Linked DNA regions of Homo sapiens: region 1 is linked to region 2. Evidence: read pairs that join two places in POLR2A ChIA-PET (ENCODE). Cell type or tissue: OCI-LY7. All regions are shown on one strand. Each heading gives the region's core, and the rest is flanking DNA. Links, peaks and the distances in the headings are about the cores only.

The links. ChIA-PET counts read pairs that join two places held together with the same protein. Peaks named below come from ENCODE experiments on the same cell type or tissue, not always from the same donor. Only the 100,000 strongest peaks of a DNase experiment are listed, where the experiment ranks them.
Region 1: POLR2A ChIA-PET joins it to region 2 with 8 read pairs; 7 of 35 experiments call an interaction of 5 or more read pairs at or near these places.

The regions. Positions count from the first base shown.
Region 1 is chr7:129,019,331-129,023,725 of GRCh38, reverse strand. The region is part of intron 1 of TNPO3 (transportin 3); the gene reads left to right. Among named protein-coding and RNA genes, the nearest start is that of TNPO3, 34 kb to the left of the region's middle. In OCI-LY7, for the core only: no CTCF peak of the experiment used is centred there; no DNase peak of the experiment used is centred there; H3K27ac peaks cover 430 bases.
Region 2 is chr7:129,088,148-129,092,542 of GRCh38, reverse strand. No RefSeq gene overlaps it. Among named protein-coding and RNA genes, the nearest start is that of TNPO3, 35 kb to the right of the region's middle. RefSeq lists an enhancer at 2,536-2,685. In OCI-LY7, for the core only: CTCF peaks have their summits at 643 and 850 (motif pointing right); DNase peaks (open chromatin) are centred at 852 and 2,532; H3K27ac peaks cover 469 bases.

The sequences.
Region 1 (4,395 bases), core at 303-4,302, 69 kb after region 2:
TTATGTCTGCTTGTAATTGTTACCAAAAATGGCCTGTGGTGGCCAGTTTGTTTTTTCCTTGTATCCCTTGCTGAATCCTAAATTGTCCTGTCTCTGGCCAGCTGGTTGCCTCCTTTGCCTCTCAGTACTTTTGAAATGACTCTAGTAGTCTTATTGTCTTCTGTCCTTTCTAGTATGACAGGATGTATCATGGGCCCATCTTGTGTATTTAATATTGGTATCTTTTAGTGGGAAATTGAATTTAAAGACTACAATGTAGGCACTAGGGATGCAAGTTGTTACTGAGTTGGACAGTATGTTTAGGGCTTTCAGTGGATAGAGCTAGGGAATTGTATATTTTTATATATCTATATAATATATATAAATTATCTACACGTGTATGTATACAAGTGTAGAAAAGTATGTATATAAATAGTGGGTATAAATACTTAAAGGTAAAATACCTCATGAATTTATAGAGATATTGCCTTTTCAACTACAGCACTATAAAGTTTTTAACTTAAGCCTTTTTATGTCTACACCTCCTTTCTTCCATACTGAGAATCCAGGTTGTGAGGGACACAGAAGGTGACAGAGTATCTTATAATTACTCAGTAGCTCTGTCTCACATTAACCTAGTCAGTAGCCTCAGACTAACAATACTAACACTACTACTATCAGTATATACACCAAAAACAAGCATAGTTTTGCATGTGCTCTCCCCTTTCTTCCACACTGTATCTGTACAGAGCTTGTAATCATTACATACCACTTCTCTTTCGACTTTCATTTATTCTTAATTGTTGTAATAAACTATGTTTAATATTCATCCCCAGTCCTTATGTTGATGCCTTGTTCTCTCTAATCAGTTTGATTTTTTAAACAGATTGTTTAGGAAGGGCTTATAGGAATAATATCTACATTTTTGCAAGTAACAGTTTCTGGCCTTTATAATTGAAAATCGGTTTGACTTGACATAAAATCTTTGTCACATTTTCTTTCTTAGCACATCTTTACCCTGTTCTTTCTTCTTTCATGAAGTGTTCAAGTCACAGTAGATGATAATCTAATTTTTTCCTTTATAAATCAGTTGCTCTTTTTATATAGATGTCCAAATTATTTTATCTTTTTCTTTAAGTATATTAATTTTACCAGATTATGTCTCAGTATTGGTTGTTCTGCGTTGGTATTTTTAGGTATATGATATACTCTTTCAATGTATAGTTTCATGTCTTTCTCCCCTACCCCCCAACATTTCAGAAACCTTTTCTTTTTTTTTTTTAAGAAACGGGGTCTTGCTCTGTCACCCAGGCTGGAGTGCAGTGATGGGATTATATTCATTTATTTACTCTTCCTCTTTTGATAACTTTGATACCAAATTTTTTTAATTAAAAAAATTAGTGGCAGGATCATAGTGCACTATAACCTCAAAACTCCTGGGCTCAAATGATTTTTCCTCCTCAGCCTCCTAGTAGCTAGGACTACAGGCACATACCACCACACCCAGCTAATTTTTAAATTTTTTGTAGAGACAGAATCTTGCTATGTTGCTCAGGCTGGTCCCAAACTCCTGGCCTCAAGTAAGCCTCCCACCTCCACCTCCTAAAATGCTGGGATTACAGGCGTAAACTGCCTTGCCCAACCAGGAACATTTTCTTGAATTACAGTTTTTGATAATTGTTCTGTTTCCTTGTTTTGATTTTCTTCTTCAGAGATCTCTGTTGTCTATATGTTAGATATTTGCCTATGTTCAATATTTGTCATTTCCTCTTAAATGTTTTAAAATTTTTTTGTTTAAAAAAAAACACTCCTTTTCATGTGTTTCTCTTAAGACATTATCTGATGTGTTTAGTCACATGTGAAATTCCTCCTAGTCTTTATCTCTGAAGGGATTTTTTTAATTTCTGATTTTTTTCCTGAGATTTTTACCTAATTTCTGAAATGTTCCTTCTCAATTCTATTCTTCCGTATCTTGTATCATTTTCTTAATGTTGTTTAGCTCATTTTGAAGTAATAGGCTAGGTTTTTAAACCTGTTTTTCTGGTCTTCTTTCCTCGTAAGGTATTACTCTGCTTATTTTCTCTTTCAGCCATATATGACATTTGACCTCAGTTGCTTATTTTCTGTGAAATTAGTTTTTCTGAATTTCTAGAAGGAGGTTTGATTAAGGATAATACTTCCAACCTTTTCTTCCTTCATCTCTATTATACTTGTTCTATATTATTTTGTTTTTTTTCATAGCAGTTTTTCCTCAATTGGGGTCTCTTCCTGACTGTTTGGTTTCAAGGTTTTATAAAGGCTAAACTGTTGGCATCCCCTTCACACTTATACTTACTGGCTATTGGATTGGGTCAAACCTCCTCCTTTTTCTTTCTCTTTTTTTTTTTTTTTTGAGACGGAGTCTCACTCAGCCACCCAGGCTGGAGTGCAGTGGTGCGATCTCGGCTCACTGCAACCACCGTCTCCCGGGTTCAAGTGATTCTGCCGTCTCAGCCTCCCGAGTAGCTGGGATTACAGGCACCCGCCAACATGCCCAGCTAATTTTTGTATTTTAGTAGAGACGGGGTTTCACCATATTGGCCCGACTGGTCTTGAACTCCTGACTTCAGGTGATCTGCCTGCCTTAGCCTCCCAAAGTGCTGGGATTACAGGCGTGAGCCACCGCGCCCGGCCAAACCTCCTCCATTTTCAACTGCCATCCTCAGATTGGCTCCTTGTACTTTCCAGTGAATCTCTGTTGGTTCTTGGTGTTTCTCTGTTCTTAGGTCCAGTAGACACCCTGTTGTTTGCCTCTGCTTCCACATTTACTGAGACTAAAACCACACAGGTCTTACAGATGTCACTGGTTTGTCTCCTTCCACTTATATTTTGGGGTTCTTGTAGATACCCTTGGAGATAACTAGACAACACCTAGTTTTGTTGCTATCTAATGCTCTGTTTTTTTTGAGGGATTTGTGGAGATTGTATAAAGCTTCATAGAATCTTTTTGCTATTTAAAAATATATCAGCTAGGCATGGTAGCTCACGCCTGGAATCCCAGCACTTTGGGAGGCCAAGGCAGGAGGATCACTTGAGTTTAGGAGTTCAAGACCAGCCTGGGCAACATGGCGAAACCCCATCTCTACAAAAAAATACAAAAATTAGCCGGGTGTGGTAGCAGACACCTGTAGTTCCAACTACTAGGGGGCTGAGGCAGGAGGATCTCTTGAGCTCAGGAGGTTGAGGCTGCAATGAGCTGAGATCGTGCCATTGCACTCCAGCCTGGGTGACAGAGCGAGACCCTGTCTCAAAAAATAAAATAAAAAGATATTAACATGAGCAAAGTAAAGATATTCTGATGGTCTATTAAATCATAGGTGTGCTTGGGTTACTGGTTAATCAATGGCTAAAATCTTTGGAAGATTTTTTTACTTGAGAAAGGAAAATTGGTGCTATTAGTACTACATTAATTAATTAAACATTTGTTGAATACATTTAAGACACGATGTTTGGACTAAAAAGTACAAAAATTAGTAAAATATACTATATCTGTAAAGAAGTTAACACCTCATGCTTACTTTGCACCCCTTATTTCATTGAAAGCTAAGGTTGGGGTTTTTTGGTGGGGGGCGGGAGGGGTGGTTTTTTTAAAAACAGGGTCTTACTCTGTTGCTTGGGCTCAAGTGATCCTCTCGCCTCAGCATCCCAAGTAGCTGGGATCACAGGTGCATGCCACCATGCCCAGCTAATTTTTTATTTTTTATTTTTTAAGTTTTTTTAGGGTCTCACTCTCACCCAGGCTGGAGTGTGGTGGTGTAATCTCGGCTCACTGCAACCTCTGCCTCCTGAGTTCAAGCTATTTTCCTGTCTCAGCCTCCCAAGTAGCTAGGATTGCAGGTGAGTGCCACTACACCCGCCTAATTTTTTTGTATTTTTAGTACAGACCGGGTTTCACCATGTTGGCCAGGCTGGTCTTGAACTCCTGACCTTAGGTGATCTGCCCGCCTCTGTCTCCCAAAGTGCTGAGATTACAGGTGTGAGTGACTGTGCTGGGCCCCAGCTAATTTTTAAATTTTTTTGTAGAGGCACGGGGGTCTTGCCATGTTGCCCAGGCCAGTGTCAAACTTCTGGGCTCAAACAATCCTCCTGCTTTGGCCTCCCAAAGTGCTGGGATTATAGGTATGAGCCACACGCCCAGCCTAAAGCTAAGTTTTATGTCAGTAAATCTGTAATTAGGAAATTCAGGGTCTTTATTTTCCATTTACTTTAGGAACTTGTACAAGCCATTTATTCTACCTGTTTCTATATCTTAACTTGCTTCGTATCAATCTTTGGAAAGATCTTGAAGGATACACAAGGATTATGTATTACTTGTGAAGAGCTCTGTCTTCATAAGAAATTGACCCCTTCTCTTTACAATAGACACTATTCCTAAAT
Region 2 (4,395 bases), core at 91-4,090:
GATCGAGCCACTGCACTCCAGCCTGGGCGACAGAGGGAGACTCCATCTCAAAATTAAATTAAATTAAAAGTTAATTAACTAGCCAGACTAGTTACACTACTGTACACTAGGTACACTAGTGTGTACCTGTAATCCTAGCTACTTGGGAGGCCGAGGTGGGAGGACTGCTTGAGCCCAGGAGTTCAAGTCCAGCCTGGGCAACACACTGAGACCCCTGTCTCTTAAAAAAAAAAAAACAGTTGATGAAACAAAAATAATTGTTTAGCGGCCTTGTGCCGCTTTGGTCATATGTTTTGCTCTCTCTTCTTGTGACCAAGCCCTGGCAAGTTTAAGACTCTATTTGTGACCACAAAGCTAAGGGGTCCTTACAGGGGTGAAGGTTATGATCTCAGCTCCAAGATAACTGGTCCTGGAACCTAAACCAAGGGTGTGGGCAGGCCTACCCTTTTGCAAAATACTAGAAAGGCATTTGTAATTTTTTTTCAGTTTTTTTTTGTTGTTGTTGTTTGTTTGTTGTTTTTTCCATTTTTTTCTTCTCATTCTGGAAGAGGAAGAGAAGTGAGAAAAGGCAGTGAGAGTGGCTTACATAAGATGAAGTTTGTGAAAACACCTTGTAAACTGCAGGTTTTCTCATTACAAAGCAGTTTTTAATAGTGGGCAACGATAAGTGGGAGAACTGGGTTTGGGAAGCAGAAAGGGTGAGGAAAAAGAGAAAAAGTCATAATGAAGAGCGTCCCTCTGGTGATACCTTTTTTCCCTCCTTGCACCTGCCTTGGATCCAAGAAGAGCTTCCGGTCTTTGTTACAGTCAGCCCCTGGCGTCTGTTCCCCTAGCCAGGCGGAGTCCCGCTTTCTACCGCAAGAGGGCGATATGGCCACACTGAGCTGGGACCCAATTGCAGAATTGAGAGGAGTCGCTGTGGCCTGGGTTTAATCTGGCTTTGAGGGCTAGACCCCCGACTGGCCAAACCCTCCTCTGTCCCCTCCTGCCCCAAGCCAAGCTATGGAGAAACTGTGGAGCAGAAGAGCAGGGAGGCATTTCGCAAGTTGCATTTCATCTCTGGCGCATTGAAATTTAGGGCATGGGGTTGGGAAATTTGAGGGTGTTTTTTTTTCTTCCTGTGGTCTCATGGAGAATAAAATGTGCATTGCCTCTGCAAAGAGCTTGAAGACCAGGGCCAGGAATCAAAGTCCTTCTGGACCAGGGTCACGGGGGCTTTCAAAAGTGGAATGCTGGCCGGGCACGGTGGCTCACATCCGTAATCTCAGCACTTTGGGAGGTCGAGGCAGGCCGATTACTTGAGGTCAGGAGTTCAAGACCAGCCTGGCCAACATGGGGAAACCCTGTCTCTACTAAAAATACAAAAATTGGCCAGGCGTGGTGGTGGGTGCCCGTAATCCCAGTTACTCGGGAGGCTGAGGCAGGAGAATCGCTTGAACCTGGGAGGTGGAGGTTGCAGTGAGCAAAGATCCCACCACTGCACTCCAGCCTGGGCGACAGAGCGAGACTCCTTCTCAAAAAAAAGAAAAGAAAAGAAAAGAAAAGAAAAAAGAAATAAAGTAGAATATTGACACAATAGGCTTTTTAAAAAAACAAAATTTTCCCCACTGTTGAATGGTTTTCTCCTTCACTTTTCCTTTCCCAATGCTGCAGCCCACTTCTCTTCAACAACCTCACCTGAATCACACACATCAGAGCCAGAAGGGACCTAAAAGACCATTTGCTCCTGTGCTGCTCAAATTGTGCCCAATTGTCACTAGCACCAGAATCAGCTGTGCTTGTTAAAATGCAGATTCCAGGACCCTGACTCAGACGCCACTGGGTGGGTCAGAAACCTACATTTTAAATGGGCACGCACCCTCCTCCAGTATATACATGTGGTTATCCATGCGCACTAAATTTTGAGAAGTTCTTTAGTTCAGCTCTTTCCATTTACAAGGGAGGAACAAATCTCAGAGGTCAAGTGTCATGCCCAAGGTTATCCGGCAGAGTGGCAGCATCACTAGGACTGAAATCAAGACCCTGTACCCTGACCTCACATCAGGGTAAGTTTTTACTCCACGTTTCTGAGAGCCCTAGAGTTTTGAAGAGGTGCTTCAGAGGTTCTGCAAATATTTAATTGCAAAGTGACCTGTTTAAAAGAAAACAGAAATTTGGCATTTGCAACTTCTTATTATGTGAATCAGGATTTTAAAAAACCTTGTGGTTGCAAGGATCAGCCATCATGTTCATTTAATGTTATTGAGATCACTGCAAAAGTCCTACCTTTATTACTGGCTGACTTAGATAAAATAAACGGTTGAAATGCCACTTTTATTTATCTATTGGAATTCTTTTTAAAGTTTCATACGACAAAGCAATTCTACTGCTCTATATAAAATGTATTGGGCAATCACTAACTCTGCGAGCACAGTGTTAAGCACTGTGGAAATAAACAAAAACCACCCAAGTGAGAAGAAACAGAAGCTGTTTATTCAGCGCTTGCTTTAGCCAGGGTCTCAGCCACCATCACTCGCATTTGTCAGAGACTCAGGCAGGCAGGGCTGTGCAAAGCTTTATAGTGAAAAAAAGGGAAGTCTTCAGCTATGCCTTGATTGGAGCTTGTTGGCATGGGAAAGCTAGAGGTAGGCTGACTAGAAATTGAGCATCCAGTGTGATTGGATTGGGGACCATATTTGGCTTTCTGTGCTTGGTCCTGAGTTGGAAGTGGGGGCAGAAGTTAGGGCAGCTGCACTTACTGACTTGGTCAAGTTCTGACTGTTCTGGGATGATTGCTGCAGAGGCTGTGGTTTGGCTTCCTGGATGGGTTGCTGCAGAGGTTGTGGCCCAGAGTTCTATTGTCATATATGATCTGGCCATTGTCTGTTTGTATTTTCATTCTCTCAGCCTTATCTGCATTACTTCATCTAAGCCCTTTCACAACCCCATGAGATTGATAATATTATTATTTCAGCTTTGTGAATGAGAAATGGAATTGCAGAGAAGTTAGGTAACTTGGCCAAAGTCAGACAGTTATGAAGAGGTAAAGATAAAACTTGAACCTAGGCAGACTGACCTCAGAGCCCTGGGTTTCTGTCTCAGCTTTACAGGGAAAAAAAAATTATAGAAACTGACAAACTGTCTAAAAATTCCCATGAAAATGCAAAGGATCTAGATTAGCCAAAACATCTTTGAAAGAGAATAACAAAGTTGGAGGGCTAACACCACCTGATTTCAAGGCTTCATAAAAAATAATAGTCATCAAGATGAGGTGCTATTAACATCATGATAGACAGCTCAAATAGAACAGATCAAATGGAACAGAATAGAAAGTTCAGACACACATACACACACATATACAATTGATTTTTAAAAAGACCCAAAGGCAATGAGAAAGGATAATTTCTAATGAATAGTTTCAGTGAGTTGGGCTAGAACAGTTGGATAGCTATATGCAAAAAAAGAAAAAAAGAACTTCAATTCATACCTTATACCACGTATAAAAATTAAGTCAAAATCGATTATGCACCTAAGTGTAAAATCTAAAACTATAAAACTTCTAGAAAACATAGAAGTAAAATCTTTGTGACCTTTAATTAGATAATATGTCTTAGATATTACACTAAAAGCACAGTCAATAGGAAATAAATTTGATAAATTGGACTTCATCAAAATTAAAAACTTCTTTTCCTGAAAAGATGCCATGAGAAGAATGAAAAGACCAGCCACTGACTGGGAGAAAATATTTGCAAAGCCCATATCTGATAAAGGATGTGTATCCAGAATATATAAAGAACTTTGGAAATCAAATAAGAGCAAAGAATTCAACTTTTTTTCAAAAAGTAGGCAACAGATCTAAACAGTTATTTCACCAAAAAAATGGATGGCAAATAAGCACATGAAAAGATGTTCAACATTATTCACATTAAGGAAATATAAATTAAAATCACAATCAGAAACTACTGCATACCTATTAGATGTCTGATTAAAACCATGTGTTAATAAGAGTGCAGAGGAACTAGAACTCTCATACACTGTTGGTGGGAATGTAAAATGATAAAACCACTTTGGAAAACAGCTGATCAGTTTCTTAAAAAGTTAAACATACTTACCATATGATCTAGCCTTTCCACCTCTGTGTATTCACCCAAAAAAAGCACATATTCATACAAAGACTTGCACACAAATGTTCATAGTAGCTTTATTGTTTTCTTCCTCAACTTTATTGAGGCATAATTGACAAATAAAAATCATAGCAGCTCTTTTTTTAAGAGATAGGGTCTTGCTATGTTGCCCAGGCTGGACTCGAACTCCAGGGCTCTAGTGATCCTCCTGTCTCAGCCTCTCAGGTAACTGGGATTACAGGCAGGTGCCAGCACACCTGGCTTGAAGCTTTATTTTTTAATTTAATTTAAT